2 separate regions of the Homo sapiens genome follow, and region 1 is linked to region 2. Evidence: read pairs that join two places in POLR2A ChIA-PET (ENCODE). Cell type or tissue: Panc1. All regions are shown on one strand. Each heading gives the region's core, and the rest is flanking DNA. Links, peaks and the distances in the headings are about the cores only.

Region 1 (12,481 bases), core at 3,342-8,341, 120 kb before region 2:
TAGTTCGCACTTGTTTAGAAGATAGAATGGGGCCGGGCGCGGTGGCTCACGCCTGCAATCCCAGCACTTTGGGGGCCGAGGCAGGCGGATCACGAGGTCAGGAGCTCAAGACCATCCTGGCTAACACGGTGAAACCCCGTCTCTACTAAAAATACAAAAAAATTAGCCAGGCGTGGTGGCGGGCGCCTGTATTCCCAGCTACTCGGGAGGCTGAGGCAGGAGAATGGCGTGAACCCGGGAGGCAGAGCATGCAGTGAGCCGAGGTCGTGCCACTGCACTCCAGCCTGGGTGACAGAGCGAGACTCCGTCTCAAAAAAAAAAAAAAAAAAAAGAAGACAGAATGGGCAGGTTTCCAGGCTAGCCTTCACTAGTAAACTTAACTCAAACATAGTTCAAGTGCTTCTCACCCTGGCTGTGTATCAGTTACCTGAGGTGCTTCTGAGTCTCACCCCTTAGAGATTCACATTTGAGGGACTAGGGCAGGCCCCTTAATGCACAGTATTAATAGTCTAGGCCTGAATTTAGGGTTCTAACAATGAGTAAGTGGTTCAGCTGCAGGAAGAATACACCCATTCCCACTTTTTAGAATTCTCCTCCCCATTTCCCAGGTCCATATGATGTTATAAATCTCCTGAGTTCCCCATCCTGACCTGCCTTTTTCCCTAACATCTCCATGCTAAAAGTTCCCAACTGTCCCACTCCTCTCAAAATGTCAGTGCCTCCAGGGAGTAAAGTTCTAGTTGATATTTGAAATAAAGCACATAAATCATAAAAATAATTTATGATATATAGATCATTTAAAAACTTTCAGTTTGCATATACATTAAGAGCTACTGTCTAGTAAGAGCTTAGTACGTCTTTGGCATGGGGTCATGTACACTGTATGTATACAGATCTTCATTTAATCCTTAGAGTAACCCTGGGAGGTAGGTACAATCATCCCCATTCACAGAAGACAAAATAGACTTGACAGGCGAGGTGAACCAACCTGCCCAAAGGTCACACCACTGGGAGGTAGTAACGCCCAATTTCAAGTCTGAAGTGTCAGACTCCAAAGCTCATGCTCTTAACCTTTTTGACATATGTTAAAGAAGACGCTTGTTACCCTAAACTTGTTACTCTGTTCAGTGGCACTTGACAAGGATAAATAAGAAAAACTCCAACAGCAAGCAAGAGGGCAGGAAAGCACCACAATAGGTCCAGATGGGCTCTGTTCCTGGGATCTGCTCCCCTGGTTACAGTTTCCATAACTTTTCCTCCTTCCTCTGCTCTGACCCTCTCATTCTCTACAAGCACTGACAATGCCTTCTGTGGCAGCAGCATCTGGGCCTGGTTAGATGGGGAAAACTGGGGCAAGAGCAGCAGCCATTTGTATGTAGGGGAGGCTTATAATTAGAGACTGCCCTATTTGAAATGCATCAGGAAAATTGCAATTAGCAGATTCATTTATTAGATTTCTGTTATATTTCACTTGTGAAACACTTGGATTAAGACCTTATGCCTTACAAATAATATCCTGCCAGGATTTAGTGAGAAAAGTATTTACTGAATCGGGATTCTGTATTGTGAAATACAGGGTCTATAATGTTCAAAAACGTTTTTATTTATTCAGAGACACCAACATCAACAAAAGTAAATCTTATTTTTTAAAAAAGATTAGCCTGGACAAACTATATAAAGAGCCTCAATTTATTTTCTAATTACCTCATTCTTTTGCCAGATATTCTTAGCTGCTTTTGCAAGGATTTTACGTGTCCATTTAAATCAGAGTGAGTTCTGTGAGGACGCCATCCCACATACACAACAGAGCCCGGGCAATCTTTGCTAATCTGTTGCAACCAAGCTAGAATAATTCTTTCCTCTTACTGCATACACTCTTGCATACCACCCAGGCCCCGAGTGGGTGAACCAATGACAAGGAACAGGAAGATATTCCTGTTGGGAGATCAGGTACATCTCAAAGTTAATCGCTTTTATCCACAGCCCAACTACACCGCTTTCCAGTCATCTTGACAGCTGATAAATGGAGAATTAACATGCCTCTCACTTATAGCACCGGGGTTCATGCTGACAACTATGCTTAGTAGCAGAGATGCACACCTCAACGGACTCCATTTCTAACAGACAAAACTGAAATTTAATTTAGTCTTTGTGGTCTCCTAAATGTTCTCATTTCAAGTCTCAGAATGTAAAGAAGCACAGCAGATGATGCCAACACATATATAGGGCAGACCAAAGACAAGAGAGCTTGGCTTGCTGCATGATGACCCACGAGGCAGGGACAAAAAGGTCCTCATTTTGATGGCTATCCTGAATTGCTTACAATTAAACCAGCTTTGTGGGAAAAGCAAATTCTAAGAGTCATGAACTAGACTAGTTCTGGCTTTGCTACTGAATTAGTTATATGTAAGTCACTGATATTTTCTATGCCTCAATCTTCTTATCTATAAAATGGAAGTATTAGTACCTGTTATGCCTAATTCATAGCGTTGAAGAGAGAAAATGAGACAACTGAAGCGAATGTGTTCCTAAAATTCTAAAGGCATGACCATAAGCCATTTAATACAGCAGGGCCAAAATCTTACTATATTTTATTTTACTTACAAAGCCACCATAGTTTTATGACTTAGTAACAGCAAAGTTATTAAGCAAGTTAGAAATGGTTTTATTCTACACTTTGCGTTCTTACTCGTCACTCTTCATTTTGTTCCCCTTCCAGAAAATAATGATGGTGGGAATTGCTTCTATGGTAAGGTTGCTAAATCTCAAGTAACTAAGCACAATATAAAGCTGCCGATTTTTTAAAAATGTACTCCAGTCGGGTGCGGTGGCTCACGCCTGTAATCCCAGCACTTTGAGAGGCTGAGGCAGGTGGATTGCTTGAGGTCAAGAGTTAGAGACCAGCCTGGCCAACATGGTGAAACCCCGTCCCTACTAAAATACAAAAATTAGCTGGGAATGGTGGCAGGCACCTGTAATCCCAGCTACTAGGGAGGCTGAGGCAGGAGAACTGCTTGAACCCAGGAGGCAGGGGTTGCAGTGAGTCAAGATTGTACTGCTGCACTCCAGCCTGGGCAAACAGAGCAAGACTCTGTCTTAAAAAAAAAAAAAGTACTCTACATAATTTTCACTGCCTTAATCATGTCAGTAACTATGAGGGGGAAACTGCACATAAGAGTACTTAAATTCCTACCTCACTTAAAATATAACCAAAGGAAACACAGCCCAAAAAGCAGAAAAGGTTCAACAAATAAATCCTGCATACAGCATAAAGAGGGAAGTATCAGAAATGGTTCTTTCCGTCTCAACACCGTCTGCATCACAAAACCAGAGGCTAACAATGCAGTTTACAAAACTTAAGAGTCAAGGCTGTGTGAGAAAATTAATTTTTAAAAAACCTTAAAAGTATAACAGACTTTTAGAAAAGTATATAAATATAAATGACTGATTGACATCGTCTAGAACAAATGCCCCTACCCAGGTCAGTACTGCAAAACTCCCTCCCTCCCAGCCACACACCCTCCTGGATCAGGGCCCCTGCTTCCCATCCCGTTGGAGTGCATATACTCCCGGTGTACAAGAGCTGGGCATGCCCTAGGGCTTCCAAAGTGTGGTCTTGTGGGGAGGGGAGCAGGACCCCTGGGAATCTCCAGACCCTTTCAGAGAGTCCACAAAGTTAAAACTATTTTCATTCTAGTTCTAAGATATTCTTTGCCTCTGTCACTGTTGACATCTGGGCTGGAAGAACTGCTAGTGCCTTGGCATGAACAAAGGCAGTACTAGCAGTCATTGTATTTCTCTCCTCTACACACTAAAGAAAATATGCCAGTTTCACTTTAAAATGTCCTTGGTGAGGCAGAAGAAATATTACTTAAATCTCTACCCGTGAATATATGTCTTTTTAATATTCTGTGTGACAAAATGGGAGAGCACACACAAAGCCCTTCTGCCGCACACCGAGGTAGGAAGTTTGCCTGGAGGAAAAAAGCACTGGGGCGGTTGTTTGCTTTTGAGCTGACATAGTTGCTTTTATCACAGAACACCATTTCTACCTGAAGGAATGACAGTCAGACAAACTATGGTTATTCCAGTGTGAGTATCTGGCAGACAAGTGAACCTATCACTTGAAGAAAAATAACCGACAGGCTGGATATGGTGTCTCACACTTGTAATCCCAGTGTTTTGGGAGGCTGACACAGAAGGATCGCTTGAGGTCAGAAGCACAAGACCAGCCTGGCAACATAGTGGGACCCTGTCTCTACAAAAAAAATTTTTTTTAATTAGCTCAATGTGATGGCGTGTGCCTGTAGTCCCAGCTACTCAGGAGGCTGAGACAGAAGGATGGCTGAGCCCAGGAGTTTGAGGTTTACAGTGAGCTACGATCACACCACTGCACTCCAGCCTGGGTGACAGAGCAAGTCCCTGTATCTAAAAAATTAAAAAGTTAAATAAAAAAATAAAGCTGGAAACCAACTGACAGTTGGTGCCAGTGAAATTCAGGCTTTCAAGTGAAAATTAATTTTGGAAAACATGTCTGCCACTACGAGCTTGACAGTTTCCTAATACTTAAATACTTTTTTAGTAAAAAGCTATAGAAATGATCCCTGAAAGTATAGCTTTACTAAACACTTTCCTAATGAGATCAGTGGTAAAGTTACAGAATGTGATATTTTAATATTGTATAATGAACTGTGTCAACAATGGAAAGATCTACATAACTCAGTAAACTAATGTTTCCAAATAATCAATGTATGATATTACAAAATCATACATAAGTAAAAACCTACTCAGCATGCAAGGTAAACCAAATATTTTAATGTAATAAATATTAAAAGTTCACTGATATGGATTCAGATTTCACACTGCCACCAACCTTTCAAACTACCATTTGTCAAAGTTTTAATTAAGTATCAAAAAGGAATATCTACAATTATTTAAAAGGTTATGAAAATACTCCTCCTTTTTCCAAACTACATAGCTGTGTGAGGCCACATTTTCTTTATATGCTTCAAACAAAACAACACATCACAACTGCTTGAATGCAAAAGCAGATGTGACAATCCAGCTGTCTTTTATTAAGCCAGACAGTAAACTGATTTACAAAACTGTAAAACAATGCCACTCTTTCTACTAATTTTTTTATGTTTTGGTAAAATGGTATTTTTCTTTCAAAAATTGTTATTTATATTAACACATAATAGGTTTTTAAATGAATAATATTTTTAAATGTCTCCATTTTGTACTATGGTAGATATCAACAGATATTATCCATATAAACAAAAGTTCTTTGAGGTCCTCAGTAATTTTTAAAAGTGTAGAGGAGATCAAGTGTCAAGTGAGATCAAAGGTATGAGGAACTGCTGCTTTAGGGTATAAACCTAGGAGTAAAACTGCTGGATCACAGGGTATCTTATCTCCAGCTGTATGAGACACTGGTAAACATGGTTGTACCAGTCTACACTCCCACCAGTAGTTATTTATATATTCTGAATATGGGTCGTTTGTCTCTTGTGTTCTACATACTTTTCCCAATCTGTCTTTGAGTGAATAGAAGCTCGTCAACAGAAGTCAAACTTATCAGTCTTTTCCTTAATGGTCAGTCTTGTTTATGAAATCTTTCTCTATCCCTAACTCTATATTCCTAATATAGAGTTTTTTCTAAAAGTTTTATTTTAGAAGAATGAGTCACGGAATCATTTAGGTGGGCTACAATCAGCATTTTTAAAATATAAACTACCTTTGAATATAACAGAAAATAGCAGAATGCTTTGCACATAGTGAGGATGAGTATCATTTCAAGGAAATGTATTGCTTTGCATTTCATAGTTAGATCCCTGCTACTACTTACTTATTAGTTATTAAGGATCTCTTTGGGCTTCCAACTATGGCAAGGAACTCTGCCACTCTTCTCTGCATTTTCATGTCACATTCAGAAGTCATCCTGTACTACTGTTACTAAGTTTCCATCTGAATCTTCAAGAGACAGAAGGTTATAGGTTCAAATGTTTCAACAGAAAATTAAAAACTGGAGACCTTAGAGTTCCCCACCCCGCCGCCTTTTTTTTTTTTTTTTTTTTTGAGACGGAGTCTCACTCTGTCGCCCAGGCTGGAGTGCAGTGGCGCGATCTCAACTCACTGCAAGCTCCACCTCCCAGGTTCACGCCATTCTCCTGCCTCAGCCTCCCGAGTACCTGGGACTACAGGTGCCCGCCACGACACCCGGCTAATTTTTTGTATTTTTTAGTAGAGACGGGGTTTCATCGTGTTAGCCAGGATGATCTCGATCTCCTGACCTTGTGACCTGCCCACCTCGGCCCCCCAAAGTGCTGGGATTACACGTGTGAGCCACTGCGCCTGGCCAGAGTTTTTCAACTGATTCCTGGATAGGTAAAGATATCATCCATCCTTTTACAATATCACAATGATCACGAATACTGCCACAATAAAGCTTTCAAGAAAGCTGTATTGATGTTTTGTTTTAAGAGAGAACTGAAAGCACTTTCGGACATTTTCTAGGTCCACAGAATTTCACTATTTCTCAGCAAAAGGTAAATCCAAAACAAAGAGGAGGGAAGCTGATAGCACAGGGCACTTGTTCTAACTTGCTTGACTTTATAAAGGGCTGAGGAGAGGCTCCAGAACATTCCTCAGTAGGAAAGCTGCTGCCATCTCCACCGTGGGAACTGGGAAGGACATTCACGTCACATATTTGTCACCCTTGAGTCCCTAGTATCTTTCTAGAATGTAAGTTATTCCTTCAAGACTCAACAAATATCTATACCCAAATATCTACTGACACATGAACTTACCTGATACTTTTAATGTCTTGTGCAGTATTTTTCAAACTACAGATCATTATACACTGAGTCATGAGATCATTTAGATGAGTTACAGTCAGAATTTTTTAAAAATGAACTACCTTTGAATATAATAGAAAATAGCAGAATGCCTTGTACATAGTAAGGATGAGTATTGTTTCAAGAAAATTTTTCTCAATCAAACCTGTGTCTATATGTGTGTCTCAATGTAAAATACATTTCTTACTGTGGGTTTCTGTCCAAACATTTGAAAGGCACTAGTTGGGCACACTGTACTGAGCATACATGCTGGGTAATTTTCTGCCCAGCAACTATCTCTTATCCAGGGAAATAGCCACCCAGCCACTTATAGTCATATAGGCAAACACACGTGTCACCATATTTCTATGTGACCCTCACCTCATGAGTTACTTGCTTACAATTTTTTTTAACTTGGCAGTCACAGAACTTTTCAGTAACAGAAGCTATAGGATAAATTGCTGGTGGCCATGTTTCCAGCCATACGGAGAAATGTCTGCTCTGAGAAGGAATGGAATAAACATGCAGAAAGAGGCAGAGATGAAAGATGGAGATAATTCTGGCCCTACTGAGGCCAGTTGCATTACTGCTCTTCCCACAGTTTGGTGGCCCAATTCTTTCCTAGATCCTGTAAGCCAGTAAGTCCCCATTTTCCACTAAGTTACTTTCATAGGCTTCTGATGCTTTCAATCAAATATATATGCAACGCCTGTTTTTGTCTAAAGACTTGGGGGCTGAAGTGATGAACTGAAAATTTCAATCCCAATAAATAATAAACACATTATTGTCCTAAAATTCATGAACCTCCCTGTCCTCACCACACTCCATTTATCATGGAAAAGGGAAAACTGGAACAATTCATTAAAAGCTACAAATATAAAAAGATTATTGCCGGCCGGGTGCGGTGGCTCACGCATGTAATCCTAGCACTTTGGGAGGCCAAGGTGGGCGGATCATGAAATCAAGAGATCTAGACCATCCTGGCCAACATGGTGAAACTCCGTCGCTACTAAAAATATAAAAATTAGCTGGGCATGGTGGCACGTGCCTGTAGTCCCAGACACTCGGGAGGCTGAGGCAGGAGAATCACTTGAACCTGGGAGGCGGAGGTTGCAGTGAGCCAAGATCGTGCCACTGCACTCCAGCCTGGCGACAGAGCAAAACTCCGTCCAAAAAAAAAAAAAAAAAATTATTGCTGAAATTCAACTGTCATCTTCACTACTATAATGAAATAAAAAATATTTTGGGGTAAACATGGTAAGTGGAGGTGGAATCCTCAAACCTTCTTTGGCAAAGTTCATGTATGCACTATTTATAATATTTTACTTCTGTCTCTGGCCTGATTTAAAGCCAGTGAGACACATTATGGTAGTTAGGTACTGCACAATCCTTTATCAATAGAGTGTCTTTATTTTTTAAAAACTAACCCAAAATTGGCCAGGCGCATGGTTCACGCCTGTAATCCTAGCACTTTGGGAGGCCAATGCAGGCAGATCACCTGAGGTCAGGAGTTCGAGACCAGCCTGATCTCTACTAAAAATACAAAAATTAGCTGGGCATGGTGGTGGGTGCCTGTAATCCCAGCTTCTCGGGAGGCTGAGGCAGGAGAATTGCTTGATACCGGGAGGTGGAGGTTGCAGTGAGCCGAGATCACACCATTGCATGCACCTGGGCAACAAGAGCGAAACTCCGTCTCAAAAAAAAAAAAAAAAAATACCCTACCCAAAACCATTCGATACTATTGAGTTCTTAGGCCCTGGAGAACTAACTGAGGGCAAAATCACCTGATTATAGCCAAATACTGCTGACTGAGAGGCAGAAACCTGAGTAAATGAAAAGAGGTTGACTAAAAGGCAAAAATGGAAGCTAAGTATGATCCACGCAAAGCAAGCAGGATACTGAATGCGTTTTTATAAGTTAAAGAGAAACTCATCCCTCTAAGAATGTAACACAGCTTCCTCCCATACCTGCTTTATTGGAGACTAGTTTGCCCTTGAAATTTACAATCCAGCTGCCTTTGTGTATATCTGAATATTTCAAGCAGAGTACTGTGAAAACTGACCCACTTATACAATGCAGTTTGTTTAGTTTGGGAAGCAACTATTGAGAAAGACAAACTTAATTCTGGTGCAAATTAGGTCTGTAAAGGCATTCTGTGAGTGTTCATTGGCAAAGTGATCTCTTTCATATAATGGCACTTGTAATTATTCTGATCAATTTTGCATTCCCTATCAATTCATCTTGACTTGGAGACAGCCCAAATTATCAGGGGTGCATTCAGAAAGGCTCTCCAGGTTGTCGGCTGATCAGTGCTGAGGGAAGGCCATGAAACATGTGGCTTGCTCACCATCAGCTCTTTGAAAATGTATTTTAAGGAGTTCAAAGTTATTAGCAGAGCTTTTATAATAAGATATGAGTAATATGGGATTTTCTAAGTTAAAACTTTTAGGGGCAAGACCTAAAGAGAAACTTGGTGCTAACAATCACAGTTTGATTTGCTTTTAATCTTATACTTCAGCTTCTCAGGGATGGGTGGCATTATTCCAAAAGTTCCAAAGTGGCCACAGTTGCTATTTTTCTACAAATAGGAGGTCATATAAGAACATATAAGAAAGGGCTTCTTCATAAATGTTTCCAGATGACCAAGACCAAATTTGGATTATCTATGACATTCTTAGTCTTTTAAATGGCTGAAGACTTAGCACTAGGTGCATTTTCTCCTGGATTAAGTCTCTCCCACTAGATCCAAAAGTCCTCCAGAGCTGGTTCCACACAGGGCTTTGCACAGAGTAGATACTCAGGAATATCTGCTAGAATCTCAAGTCAAATTAGCTCTTGAGACAAGAACTGTACCTCTGTTGAAGGAGGTGTACTTTAACAGAAAGAACACAATGGTCTGAGTTTGAGGAAGTGGGCCCTAGTCTTTGCAATTAACTGGAGTTTCACTTTCCTTATGAAGGGCTTTACTCTAGATTTAGATATATACACATATTTGAACCAAATGGTCCCTAAGGTTCATTCAGCATGGTTCTAAGTAAGAAATAACAAGGCTCCTCTTTTATTCAATTATTGACTTCAAAGTCAATCAAGAAGCTACCCTTTGACGGTACATATGTTCTTATTGTGAGTAACATGGAATGGCCACTGAGGAAGATTTTTAGACGGTGATTTTCTGTGTAAATATGAGAATGACAGGGAAGACAGGAAGCTAGATGCTATCAAAGTGCTGGTTGCATGGTGGAGGGAATACTGGAGCAGGATGGCTCTAATGACTACTAGCTGTATGCCCTTGGACAAGCTGTAAACTCTCAGAAGTCTGTTTCCTCATTTGTAAAATGGGAGACAATACCTCACAAGGTGGTTGTGGCTGTGGGTGTTAAATAGGATAATGCTCATGAGAGCACTTACAAACTGCAAGGCACCATACAAATACAGATGGTATTATTCCTTGTACCAACCTGCCAAAAACGGTTTTTTCAACAAACTCTGAAGTATTAAAATAAAAAGCTAATGTTTTCCCGAAGAACTAAAATTGAAATTCTTTGTTTTCTGCTCATATTATATCTAGGTGTGGAGTGGACAGCAAGACAACTTAAGAGTTAAAATCTAAGCCCAGCGTGGCTCTCCAGCTGGTCTACCACTGACTTCGGTTATCTAACATCTGGCCTCTGCCCTTACTACTATTAGTTTACAATTACAAACAACCTCAGGCAGTGCTGAGAAACTCCATTGCCTGTTAGATGATAAGCTGGGGCACTTTAGGAATTGTTTTGCTTTGTTTTGTTTTTAACTTAAATTTGGTTTGGGCAGACCCCCTGCTGCCATTCCTGTAAGAATAGGTGTGGGTTTCCCCAAGGGCAGTGTTGGGGAAGACCCGGACTGGCATGCATGCTGCACTGGCTGATTTCTGCACTGCATTCCACAAGGTGCCCACAGCACTGCAAGGGCTGCCCTCTGCTTGAGCTCCTGCATGGCTGCTCCCTGCATGAGTAGCTTACGTGCGGCACGGCTGCTCCTTGCATGGGCAGCTCCAGCAAGGCCAGCACAATGCATTGCACGGGCCGCTCTCTGCACGCACCACTCCACGCTCACAGCAGCCCCAGACTTTGAGACTTTAACTGCAGAACAGAAGTGAGAGGCTTCGGCTGGCAGCTGTTAGTTGCTCCTTATTCTTTGTCACTCACAGAAAAAAGAGAAAGATGGTAAGAAGGCAGTGACTTGTTTTCTTTGTTTCTTCATAAATGGAGGCTTTAAGAATATTCTATAGGCCGGGCGCGGTGGCTCACGCCTGTAATCCCAGCACTTTGGGAGGCCGAGGCGGGCGGATCACGAGGTCAGGAGATCGAGACCATCCCGGCTAAAACGGTGAAACCCCGTCTCTACTAAAAATACAAAAAAATTAGCCGGGCGTAGTGGCGGGCGCCTGTAGTCCCAGCTACTTGGGAGGCTGAGGCAGGAGAATGGCGTGAACCCGGGAGGCGGAGCTTGCAGTGAGCCGAGATCCCGCCACTGCACTCCAGCCTGGGTGACAGAGCGAGACTCCGTCTCAAAAAAAAAAAAAAAAAGAATATTCTATATACTTTATTCCTTCAGCCTGCTGTAATTTTAGTATCATCGTTTAAAGGCAAAACATTTTTTCCATTTAATGCAATAAAATGCAAAATAAATAGCCCTTTTAGATTGTTTTACTTTATTCAGTAAGATACATTTCTTTCACCCAAAATTTTTTTTTTTTTTTTTTTTTGAGACGAAGTCTTGCTCAGTCGCCTAGGCTGGAGTGCAGTGGTGCAATCTTGGCTCACTGCAACCTCCGCCTCCCAGGTTCAAGTGATTCTCCTGCCTCAGCCTCCCGAGTAGCTGGGACTACAGACACACGCCACCAGGCCCAGCTAATTTTTGTATTTTTAGTAGAAGCGGGGTTTCACCATGTTGGCCAGGCTGGTGTCGAACTCCTGACCTCAGGTGATCCTCCTGCTTCGGCCCCCCAAAGTGCTAGGATTACAGGCGTGAGCCACCGCGCCCAGCCCAAATGTACTTTTTCTCTTGGGTATATTTTAGTCAACTATTGTATAGATGCTAGCTTACTGAGGTTGCTAAATAATTAACTTCTGATTATCACAGCTTTATTTAAAACTCTTTTTTTTGAGTGCTTGCTATCTGCCAAAGTACATTTTAAAAAGCCGTTTATTTTTTAAAACTACATTTGCTTTAATGTATAGGATGTTAATACATTTTCAGTCTAGGGTAAACTAAAATCAACATAAATTTGTATTCCCTAAACATACACCTCCCAGGTGAGCTGCTCCAAGTTCCGGGCATTCAGCAGAGAAGGTCCACATACTTCACTATGGATAATCCACAGATATCTAAGCACTCTTCCTGCCTATTCTTAATGTCACCCTGAAAAACTAACTTAGTCACAAACAGAAAACCAAGAGCTACCTACAGCCTGAAGTATTCCCAAATCATATATGCAACTATATAAATCATGGAAGGTAATAGTTCTTTTTCTACTTTTTGTAACTGCCTGAAAATAAACCAGAAGTGGGCACATGAGAAAAGACAACTATTTCATATAACAAATAAGTTATATTTTCACCAGTGGCTATTCAACTTTCTCCTCCTCCCCCAATAAAATTCTGATT
Region 2 (12,481 bases), core at 4,132-9,131:
AAGGCTGGAATCCCAGGAAGTCCCTCAGTCCCAGACAAACCTGGACAACAGTTTATTATCCTAGCTCAGGGTGGGAGCAGCAAAGGCAGAGTTGGATTGGTCCATGGCTGGGGATTTCATGGGAGAATGTGCTGGGGGGATGGGAGGACTGAGGCTTTGGAGGGAGCTGGCAAGAGAAGTGTGAAGGTGAACTACTATGCTATAGGATTCTATAATGACATGAAAGACAGTAAGGAGAGCAAATAGTCAATAGAACTGGAGAAACAGGAAAGGCCATGGAACTAGAGCTTCCAATGAGTTCACTAGAGAATGGACTTAATGGGGAAAAAGGATTTCAAGAGACAGGAGAAAAGCAATGAGGATGATTTGGGCTGCGAGTAACAGAAAACCCTGACTCCAACTAGCTTAAATGATACAGAAATGTATTATATCACATAATAGAATGGGTAGGTTTCAGGGTGGTTGATTCAGTGGCTCAACAATATAATCAGATAATCATGTTCTTTTCATCTCTCTGCTTGGCTACCTTAATTGGTGACTGTATCTTCAGTCTAGTGGCAAAACGGCCACCTCCAGATATGACAATGTCCAGAGTAAAAATAAAAATCATCTTGCCTGGTTCATGTCAAAGGGGGCGGGGAAAGAAAAGACCATCTCTTTCTTGAGTTCCTCTTAGGAACAAGGACATTTTTTTCAGGAGTCCCCTAGTGGACTTCCCATCAGCTCTCATGGGCTAGAAGTGAGTCATACTCATTCTAGCACCAGCCATTGGCAAGATAGACCAATCAGACCCACTCTGGAGCATGGGGTGGGACCGGCTTTTCTTTCTTTTTTTTTTTTTTTTTGAGACAGAGCCTCACTCTGTCATCCAGGCTGGAGTGCAGTGGCGTGATCTTGGCTCACTGCAGCCTCTGCCTCCTAGGTTCCAGCGATTCTCCTGCCTCAACCTCCCTGGTAGCTGGGATTACAGGCATGTGCGACTACACCTGGCTAATTTTTGTATTTTTAATAGAGACGGGGTTTCACCACATTGGCCAAGCTGGGCTCGAACTCCTGACCTCAGGCGATCGGCCTCCTCGGCCTCCCAAAGCGCTGAGATTACAGGCATGAGCCACCGCAGGGTGGGGCCGGCTTTTCTTAGGGCACATGGCAGAATAGTGGGGGAGTAGATCTTGAACAACATTGGAGTTCTGTTAGAAAGGAGTCAGGAATTGTTGCTGAGTGTAAAGTAAACAGTGTTCATCACAGAGGCAACACTGAGCAACTGGGATGTGAACACTATCATAAAAACTATTCAATTTTAGTTTTTTACCTGCTCAAATTGTTCATTTGTTCTCTGCTGCCTATGGGATACATTACATAATTATTAGTTCTAACCAATATTGAGGTAAACCTCTGTCATTTCTTCATAAAACTCCTCTGCTCTGGCCAAGCAGGTCAAGTCTAGAACACACCTTGTATTTTCAAACCTCCTTGACTTTCCCTGTTCTTGGAATGTCTACCCATCTCCCCGCTGCCCCACCTTCTAATAGATAGCCAGATCCTACCCATCCATCAGGCGCTGACCCAAACCCAATTGCTTAGTCTATAACCACATTATATTAATGCCCCAGAGAAGCTTCAAGACCTTCCAGCCCAGGATCATCTCTCTTCAGGCATCTCCCTGCGTAGTTGCAGCTCCTTGAGAGCGGATCCTGTTTTACACTTCTCAGGGGTCCTCTCCACTCCCAACACAATGACTGATGCACACAACGGATGCTCACTAAGTACTTGCTGACTGGCAGGTTAATCAATAAATGCTCACAGACTGAGGAGTGAGTATAACCACCCGCTTTTGAAGCTGCAGACTGGCTCTCAGGAGAAAAAGTCCAGAGGAAGGATGGGAGGGAGTCTGGCTCTGAAACACAGAGGCGCTGCTGGGCAACCCTGGGATGTCCAAGTGGGAGACAAGAGAGATGACAAAAAGCTGAAAGGCACATAAATGACCACCCTCAAACGGACAGGTTAAATGACGTACGATAACCCATTGACTGTCTTCTAAGATGCACGTTTAGTATCATCTCTGCTGGGCGAGTGCTGTTGCTCCATCCCCATCATAGGCAATTGTTATCCCAACCTTTAAGGTAGGGATCCCTGGTGGGGAGGGAAATGAGCAAAGATCCTTGGAAGGTGCCCTCCCTGCAAAAGTCGCCCTTCTCTGTCCTGGGAGGAGTGGGAGGGGAGGGAGAGGAGAGGTTTTTATTCTTAAAGGCAGCTCAGCCTCCAGAGGTCTGCCGTTCCCTGGATAATACTAGATTTACAAAGAGCCTGAAAGATCCCCAGGATTCGGGATCAACTCTGAGTTTCACAAGTGTTTATTTTGAGGGATTAGCCGTCCTGGGCAGGCCTGTTTGTCTAATGGTTAATCAACCAGTCAGCAAACATTTATTGAGGGCCTGCTTACTGGGCACCAAAACAAGCATAGGAGAGAGTCCCCTATTTTGAGGCATTCAGAAGGGTAATTGAGGCCCTGAAGTTAACTAACACCTGCAACAACTAGCAAATGATATGACATCATAACGTGTGCCTCAGACTGCCCTGGTCTTCCCGGCACCACCCCCTCCAAATTCTACTCAGACTTCACCACCCTGGCCCCTGGGGTACAAGCGTGGTTCAGGCTAAGCCAGAGTCCCTCGCTGAGATGTTACCTCTAAAGCCATCAGCCAGGAGAGGAAAAGTGGCTTCCATTGGTTACAAGGTTGTAAGGGGAGAACTAGGAGTGCCCCAAGGCCATATTCTGGCCTTAGTGGGCAGCCAGCTTGAGAGAAAGAAAGAGAAAACCATGCTGAAGAAAGCCAGGCAGGGACAGATGGACAGATAGAGTTTAAGTCGCTGGCCTGCCAGGGCTCCCCAGGGCCAGCTCTAGTGTGGCACTTTCCTCAGAGCAGTTACATGAGACAATATAGTCCCTCCCTTTTCCTTTTAGCTAGGGTGGGTCCTGTCCCCACCTGTGTAGGCAGAGGAGCCCTGAGCAATGAGCACACTGCACTTATTCAGCGGCAGCTGAAGTGATTCAGGAGGATGGCCTTGAAGGTTGTGGAGGAGAGAGAGCATCCAGGGCGAAGACGACGACGTGAAAGAAGGCTCTAGGGGCTGGGCATTGTGACTCACGCCTGTAATCCCAGCAGTTTGGGAGGCTGAGGTGGGTGGATCACTTGAAGTCAGGAGTTCGTGAACAGCCTGGCCAACATGGTGAAACCCTGTCTCTACTAAAAAAAGAAAAATTAGCCGGGTGTGGTGGGCGCCTGTAACCCCAGCACTTTGGGAGGCTGAGGTGGGTGGATCACTTGAAGTCAGGAGTTCGTGAACAGCCTGATCAACATGGTGAAACCCTGTCTCTACTAAAAACACAAAAATTAGCCGGGTGTGGTGGTGGGTGCCTGTAATCCCAGCTACTCAGGAGACTGAGGCAGGAGGATCACTTGAACCGGGGAGGCAGAGGTTGCAGAGAGTTGAGATCGCGCCACTGCACTCCAGCCTGGGCAAAGAGAGCGAGATTCCATCTCAAAAAAAAAAAAAAAAAAAGAAAAAAAAGAAAAGAAAAGAAGGGAAAGGGAGGAAAGGGAAAGGAAAAGGAAGCAGGCTCTAGGGACATGACAGCCCTGGAGGGTGGGTCTGACGGTCGGGAGTGCATGTGGAGGCTGGGAGCAAGCTGGGCAGAGTGCCCTGGGTGAATCTGCTCTCCAGGGGTTCCTGGGAGCTTTGGCTTCTGCCTGACTTCTGGGTTTAGCAGGAGCCCACACTGACGGTCCCCGGACGCACACACAGGCCTCCAGCACACTTCCTCTCCATTTATTATATAAAGCAGAACTGGCACTGCACACTCAGACTATGCTGTAGGTACCCAGGGATGCCATCCTGGAGCAGGCTTTAGTTAATGTTTACATTTTGTCCACATTCCCCTCCAACCCATTCTACTCTCCTCTTCTTCCCGCTAACCCTCGGCTTTTCTTATTCTTCCCCATTTTTTTTTTTTTTTTTTTTAGAATCAACACCTCCCTCTGTCACCCAGGCTGGAAGTGCAATGGTGTGATCATAGCTCACTGCAACCTCAAACTCCTGGCCTCAAGCCATCCGCCTACCTCAGCTCCCAAGTAGCTTGGGATTACAGGTGTGAGCCACATCACTGTGCTCCCCATTGTTAATATGTTGAGACTCTTACTCTGGGAGGAGGAGTGGCAACTAAAGGACCCCAAATCTCTACTTCTTGGGACCTGTATTTGACACTCCATCCAGCAGCTTCTGAATTTCACACCTGATAAAAGCAGGGGTTCTGGATGTTCTCACGGCAACCCCAATTTACACCCAAGAAGGGGCCTTCTGGGTGGCCACCTGGATCCTGGGTGCTTTTCCCTGGGCAGTGTTTATGCCAAAGGCCTGCTTGCAGCCTGGATCTGCTGTGCCCTGAGCCCGCCCTCCTCCCCTCCGCGCCCCACCCCACCCCAGAAGAGCCTCTGCTCTTCCTGCCCTTCTCCTTCCTGCTGCGCCAAGGTGGAGCCCAGCTGCCTCCGCACCCAGCCCTCTGTGACTCAGTGGAAGCCAGTGGCCACTTCCCCCTCCCACCCACCCACACTCACATTCCAACGGCCAGCTCACTTGCTTCTTGGCACTCAAACTGCACCCACCAGGCCTCTGACTAAATAGTCATCTCTTTACGGGACAATTTATGACCAGGGCCAGCCCAGTATGGGAAGAGGTCACGTGTATCTTACCCTCTGAGCACACTCCTTTTGCTCCACAGCTAATGACTGACCTCTGTGGATCTTTCCTTCTGGCCCCTGGCTGACCTGGGGCATTTTATTTAGGAGAACTAGAGTCTTAGCCTTTAGTGTTGTACCTAACACAGTGCTGACTCAATGCATCTTTGAATAAAAGAGGTTTAAAAAAAAATTACTGGCCAGGTGCTGTGGCTCACGCCTGTAATCCCAGCACTTTGGGAGGCTGAGGCGGGTGGATCACCTGAGCTCAGGAGTTCGAGATCAGCCTGGCCAACATGGAGAAACCCCATCTCTACTAAAAGTACAAAAAGATTAGCTGGGCGTGGTGGTGGGAGCCTGTAATCCCAGCTACTTGGGAGGCTGAGGCAGAAGAATTGCTTGAACCTGAGGAGCAGAGGTTGCAGTGAGCTGAGATCATGCCACTGCACTCTAGCCTGGGTGACAGAGCAGGTCTCCATCTCCAAAAAAAAAAAAAAAATTACAAATAAATAGAGAGTAATTCCCCAGGACCTGACAGATCCTACTATTTTGGTAAGGACTCAAGGACTCATTTAGGCCACACCTGGGAAGTTGGGTGGTTTAAAGTGGAGTTAGTGACACCTGGGTTGAAGCCCCAGCTCTGCCGCTCTAAGATCTCAAGCACATTTTATGACCCACCTAAGCCTCCATTCCTCACCTGTGTACTGGGGATGATATCGTGTATTTCATCAATTCTAGGATGTGCAGCTTTTTGCATCTTAATCTCTCTGAAATTGGGCTATGTCTTACAGTTGATATGGGGGTAGGAGATGGTGTATTCCCACTCCTAGATCGACTGTAGTGCCTCTAGGAGTGCCCTGCCAGAGAAGCCCACACTCCACCTCCTGAGCCAGGGTGGCCATATGACTTGTCCTGGCCAATGGAGTGTGAAGCAAGCAACATCTATCACATCCGGGCTGCACTTTCAAAGGCAACTGTCGTTCAGCTCATGCTCCTTTTCATCCACGTCAGCAGCCAGCAAAGTTCCAGATGGAGGCTGTTTCGTGGGCCCTGTCCCACAGTAAAGAGGATGTAGAGCTGAGCTGCAGCTGGTGGGCATTGAACAGAAGCATAAACCTTTCTTCTTTAGCCATTGAGATTGGGGTTCTGTGTTTTGACAGCACAGTCTAGCATATCCTGACTGGTATTTCATGCTCCAGTTAATTGACAGATTCCTTTTTCTTTCTTAATACATAGTGGTGTAACTCACAATTGTTGGTATTGTTGATTCAATGAAACACGGTAGTGCCTCTTACAGACTAATGTAGGTAAATCACTTAGCACAATGCCTGGCCCACAGTAAGTGTTCCATTCATGTTAGCCATTGTTCTATTTCTAGCCCTCTGCATGTAGCCAATGTTTAATACATGCTTGGAGGATGATACTGATGACACATGAGATCAGAACCCCCCTTAGATCCCTTGTGGCATGAGAAAGAGTATCGTAAAAGACAAAATTACAACAAATTTAGTTTAAAGATCTCAACAAGCTTTGTTGCAATTCTAAAATTGGGCAACACTTCGTTCCATAAAACAGAATAAGTGTCCAATGAACTGAGGAGAAGAGGCTGGCTTTACAGACAGAAAAGGCTGAAGAAAGCAAAAACAAAGAACAAAAAGCAGATTGATCATTTCAAAGTTACTTGCCTTGTAAGGCGGGACAGGGAGATGGAAGAGTAGAAAAATCACTGATCAGTGAACCTTGTGTTACTTCGGGCTAACTTTTGCATGTAAGGATTAAGGCAGAGGAAACTTCATTATCGTGCCAACTGAAGATTGAAACTGGCCTGTTTGGAAAATTGGCTGTTACCTTATTTCTCAGAAGGTCAGATAACTTAGTTTTAGTCTGGTGAAATGGAATTTTGGCATGCGTGACTCTAATTTTTTTTTTTTTTGAGACGGAGTTTCGTTCTTGTTGCCCAGGTTGGAGTGCAACGGCACACTCTCAGCTCACTGCAGCCTCCGCTTCCTGGGTTCAAGTGATTCTCCTGCCTCAGTCTCCCAAGTAGCTGGGATTACAAGCATGCACCACCACGCCCAGCTTGTAGAGATGAGATTTCTCCATGTTGGTCAGGCTGGTCTGGAACTCTTGACCTCAGGTGATCTGCCCGCCTCAGCCTCCCAAAGTGCTGGGATTACAGGTGTGAGCCACCGCGCCCAGCCAGCGTGACTCTATTTTTAGTCTTGTCTGTTGGGGCCTAGTGCAGGAGCTTAGTCCAAAACAATGGCCTCCTGCAATTTTTATTTAACAGTATAGATAAGTTCAAGTAAATAAAGTGGCATTGGCACTTGATTTTGGAGGCTCTTTGAGGGTATAGGTGTTTCTGATGCCCTTTCTGAAAGCTTTTTCAGGGGCTACTCGTTTAGGTAGGTAACTAAGAAAGCTGAGTTTTTATTCATATTAGTTAACAGTTTATTGCCTAGGATATGAGAAAGAGGAAGAAACAACTCAAGTGTGATGTGGCAAGTTTTTGGTGCAACAGAATAAAGAAACCACAGTCTCTTAGAGCAAAATATAAGCATCTTGAATTTTTGCAGAATCAAGTATGGGCCACAGATCCTGCTCTGAAGATACCATACTTCCAGCTAATTCTTGACCTTCTGTGTTAAACCCCGTGCTCTGGAACAAATCTCTCCAGGAATTTTATAGCCAGCCCCTGCAGACCCAAAAGTAGGGAGAGTGTTCTACATGCTGGGCTGGGCTCAGGTGCTGTGAGGGCAGACTTGCCAGAGCCACTTCCCATCCCTTTGGCATCCTCTCCCCTGAACCTCATATTACCTGTCTGTCTCCTCCTTTACTTCCTCCACTTGGGAAGATGACAAAAGTAATTTATCCTAAAGTATTATTGGTGTATGCATTACTTAAAGGGGAACCTAGAAAATGAAAAAGGAAATCACAGGACTGTATGTTAGGTTATGTTAGGGATCTGTTACGTTTCTCATCTCTGCTACCTGCGTCCACCTCAATCTTTTCTCTCAGCAGACAGCTCTCTTCACTCAGCTGTCAGCTTGCACATGGTCTCATAAAATGGCTGCCCTAAAATGGTGGCCCCCGCACCTCGTGACTATGTGACTTTCAAGTCTAGCACCAACTAGCTAGACTTTCTGTGGCCTCCAGTTCCTGAGAGGGAGGATCTGGCTTCATGTAGCCTACAGATGATTCCACTGGGGTCAGTTGACCATATCTGGCTCAGTCAGTCATGGTGCTGCTACTATTGGGCCAGTTAGTTTCTCTTAAAGACCAGGATGTTTGGTGTATTACGCAGGATTTGTTGAGCTGCATGTGGCAGAATATTCAAAACAATAGCAGCTTAAAAATACAAATTTCTGGCCGGGTGTGGTGGCTCATGCCTGTAATCCCAGCACTTTGGGAGGCTGAGGTGGGTGGATCACCTGAGGTCAGGAGTTTGAGACAAGCCTGGCCAACATGGTGAAACTCCATTTCTACTAAAAATACAAAAATACAAAAATCAGCCGGGTGTGGTGGCAGGCCCCTGTAATCACAGCTACTCGGGAGGCTGAGGCCAGAGAATTGCTTGAACCCAGGAGACGGAGGTTGCAGTGAGCAGAGACTCCGCCACTGCACTCCAGCCTGGGTGACAAGAGTGAAACTCCATCTCTCTCTCTCTCTCTCTCTCTAACATATAAACATATATTATATGTAACATATAAACATATATTATATGTAACATATAAACATATATTATATGTAACATATAAACATATATTATATGTAACATATAAACATATTATATGTAACATATAATATATAATATATAAACATATATTTTATATATTATATGTTACATATAATATATAATATATAAACATATATTATATATTATATGTAACATATAATATATAATATATAAACATATATTTTATATATAATATATAAACATATTTTATATATAATATATAAACATATTTTATATATAATATATAAACATATATTTTATATATAATATATAAACATATTTTATATATAATATATAAACATATATTTTATATAATATATAAACATATAATATATATAATATATAAAAGTATATAATATAAATATATATAATATAAACATATATAATATAAATATATATAAAATATAAACATATGTAATATATAAACATATATTATATATAATATATAAACATATATTATACGTACAATATATAAACATATATTGTACGTACAATATATAAACATATATTATACGTACAATATATAAACATATATTATACGTACAATATATAAACATATATTATACGTACAATATATAAACATATATTATACGTACAATATATAAACATATATTATACGTACAATATATAAACATATATTATACGTACAATATATAAACATATATTATACGTACAATATATAAACATATATTATACGTACAATATATAAACATATATTATACGTACAATAAACATATATTATACGTACAATATATAAACATATATTATACGTACAATATATAAACATATATTATACGTACAATATATAAACATATATTGTACGTACAATATATAAACATATATTATATGTATAATATATAAACATATAATATATAATATATATTATATATATGTTTATTATATATGTTTATATATTATATATAACATATATTATTATATTATATATGTTTATATATTATATATTATATAATATATATGTTTATATATTATATATTATATAATATATATGTTTATATATTATATATTATATAATATATATGTTTATATATTATATATTATATAATATATATGTTTATATATTATATATTATATAATATATATGTTTATATATTATATATTATATAATATATATGTTTATATATTATATATTATATAATATATATGTTTATATATTATATATTATATAATATATATGTTTATATATTATATAAATAATAAACTTACATATTTTATTAAGTATAATATATAAATATAATATAACTTACATATTATATTTTATATATATATAAACATAAATTTTTTTCTTTCTCATATAAGAGGCGAGCAGTCCAGGACTGGTACAGTGGCCCCTTGATCACTATCTGGGTATGCAGCTTCTATCCTCAAGGTCACCTCATGATCCAAGATGGCTGCTGAAGTTCCAGTCGTTACATCACATGGAGTTGCAGGCTGGAAGGAGGAAAGAAAGACAAAAGCTCCTCCACTCCCTGCTGTCATCTCCCATGAAGCCCCCAGAACACTTGCACTTGTCTCATTGCTAGGACCTAGTCACATAGGTTGTGCACACTTAGCTCTAAGAAAGTCTGAGAAATGAAGGGTTTTTTTTTAGCAAGACACATTGTCACCCAGAATATAATCAGGGTCCTTCCACCAAAACAAAGAATGGAGAATGGGTATTGAGGGATGCTCAGAGTCTAAGCCAGAGTTGGGAGGAAATAACAGACACTTCCAATTATGTTTTAATGCATTCTTTTTCTATAAGAAGGCCATGTCACTTTGGAAATTTAAAACATAAGTAAAAAAACCATTTTGGAAAAAATAAGAGAAATTCTGGAAAAGAGAGATCAGCACTTACCCTATAGGAATAATTTCTGAAAGTGGAATTTCAGGCATCAGAGAGATGGTGTTTTAGAAGAGGGAGTAGAAACCCTGCCAGAGCCCTCAAGTCAATGCACACGAACACATGGGGCTAGGGCACACTACCTATGGGGTAACCCTACTCCACAAAGAGCAGTTAAAAAAAAAAAAAAAAGCCTATTCAGGTTGAGAGAGTTCTGTAGGTGTGGATGTTCATCCTTTCCTATGCTTGAAGCCAAATATATGTTTTAATACATGCTAGTTTTGGCCAGGTGCAGTGGCAGATTACATGCCCGTAATCTCAGCACTTTAGGAGGCCGAGGCAGGAGGATTGCTTGAGCTCAGGAATTCAAGACCAGCCTGGGCAAAATAGGGAGACCTCATCTCTACAAAAAAATTAAAAAATTAGCCGGGTATGGTGGCACACACCTGTAGTCCCAGTTACTTGGGAGGCTGAGGTGGGAGGATCATTTGGGCCCAGGAGGTCGAGGCTGCAGTGAGCCATGATTGCACCACTGCACTCCAGCTTGGGTAACAGAGTGAGACCCTGTCTTAAAAAAAAACCCAAACAAAAACATACAAACAAACAAACAAAAAAACGCATGCTAATCTCCATATCTGTCTACACTTTTCTTCTCCTCTTCACAATGTCACTCACAGAGGGGAAACATGAAGTTTGCCATCCACTCAAATGCAGTTCTTTCTCCTCACCACAATCACTCCCTATGCAACTACCTGAGAACTCTTTCAAAAATGCAAGGCAAGCGTATTCCTCCACTGTTTAAACCCTTCTCAGATTCCCTGACCAAGGCAGGCAAACTCCCTCCTCATGGGGCCCCTTCCCTAATTTCCAGTCCTGCTTTCTGTCAGCTCCTCTGTGTCTTCCTCCTCCCCAGAGCCTCCAAGAAGCTTCTGCTCTCTGGGATGCCCTTCCCTCCATTGTCTATGTAGCAAACTCCTACTTTCCCTTCAATGGCCCACTCAAAGGCACCTCCTCTGTGAACCCTTCCTTGATTGCCTACAGGCATGGGCCTTTTTTTTTCTTTCTTTTGTGTTCCTGTGACACTTCATGACCATCTCTGCCAGCAGGTCTGTCTTTTCCATTAGAGCATGAACTCTTCCAGAGTAGAAACTAGGCTTTATTTTTGTCTGTGCCTCAATGCCAAGCACAGAGCCTGGGATGAACTAGGTACCCAGTGTAAGGCAGTTATAAGGCAATAGAGCATAGTGGTTAAGAGCATAAACTCTGGTGCTACCCCACCTGACTTCGAGGCCAGGCTCTGCCACCTACTTAACAGCTATATGCCTCAGTTTCCCCACTTGTAAAATGGGGATAAAGATACTTCCTACCCCATAAGTTTCTGTTGAAGACTCAATGAAGGAATATATGCAAAGGGTTCGTCACTCATTACATGAAAGCCATCATCTTTATTACTTCTGAATACAATGCTAGTGCAGCAGAAGGGGCACCTGGAACCCCGCCCCTCACCAGCTCAAGGGCTTTGGTCAGACAAGACTACCTCTCTGACATATGTAGGTTGATATTATTCTAAAATATGTTGTGCATTTCATCTTCCTGGAGAAACTCAGGGAAGTTACAAAATACCATCTCTTTGCTTGAAGGATCTTGCATAATTCCTTGGCCCTAGTCCATTTGTAGGGAGCACATTTAGTAACCCTAACAGAGTGTTGGAAAAGGCTTGCCTGGAAAGGGTTAACCACAGAGCTTTAGAAGGAGTTGGGCTCTGGGGAAAGAGAGATTTCTAGGGATGGTGGAAGATGAGGCCTCCCTGCCCTCTGGGACCCTGGGAGGCGTCACCATGGTGATGCAGAGTGTAGGTCCGCTTTGCATGTATTTGGGGCTTTTTGTTTCTTCAGTTCTGGTGAGGGTCAGTTGAACTAGATTATGGAGAAATGAGGTACAGAGAAAGGGAAATGCTTTCTCCAGCCAGGGTAGCATGGGAAGTTATTGGAAAAGCAAGGACTAGAACTTATTAGTTAACTTATTAATTAACCAATATTTATAGACCCCACTCTATGCCAGGCCCAATTCTAGGTATGGAGGACTTGGCAGAGAGCATGGCAGACAGTGTCTCTGGTCTAATGAGCACAGCAGGCAGGAATCAAGGAAGCAAATAAATATGTGCCATAT

Evidence for each region. ChIA-PET counts read pairs that join two places held together with the same protein. Peaks named below come from ENCODE experiments on the same cell type or tissue, not always from the same donor. Only the 100,000 strongest peaks of a DNase experiment are listed, where the experiment ranks them.
Region 1: POLR2A ChIA-PET joins it to region 2 with 11 read pairs; 6 of 35 experiments call an interaction of 5 or more read pairs at or near these places.

What each region holds. Positions count from the first base shown.
Region 1 is chr2:64,717,448-64,729,928 of GRCh38, forward strand. No RefSeq gene overlaps it. Among named protein-coding and RNA genes, the nearest start is that of SERTAD2, 70 kb to the left of the region's middle. In Panc1, for the core only: no CTCF peak of the experiment used is centred there; no DNase peak of the experiment used is centred there; H3K4me3 peaks cover 478 bases; H3K27ac peaks cover 1,106 bases.
Region 2 is chr2:64,834,391-64,846,871 of GRCh38, forward strand. It overlaps LINC01800 (long intergenic non-protein coding RNA 1800), which reads right to left. Exons shown (of 5, transcript NR_110224.1): 5 at 11,740-12,481. Among named protein-coding and RNA genes, the nearest start is that of LINC01800, 23 kb to the right of the region's middle. RefSeq lists enhancers at 3,956-5,155, 5,732-5,781. In Panc1, for the core only: no CTCF peak of the experiment used is centred there; a DNase peak (open chromatin) is centred at 4,581; H3K27ac peaks cover 1,042 bases.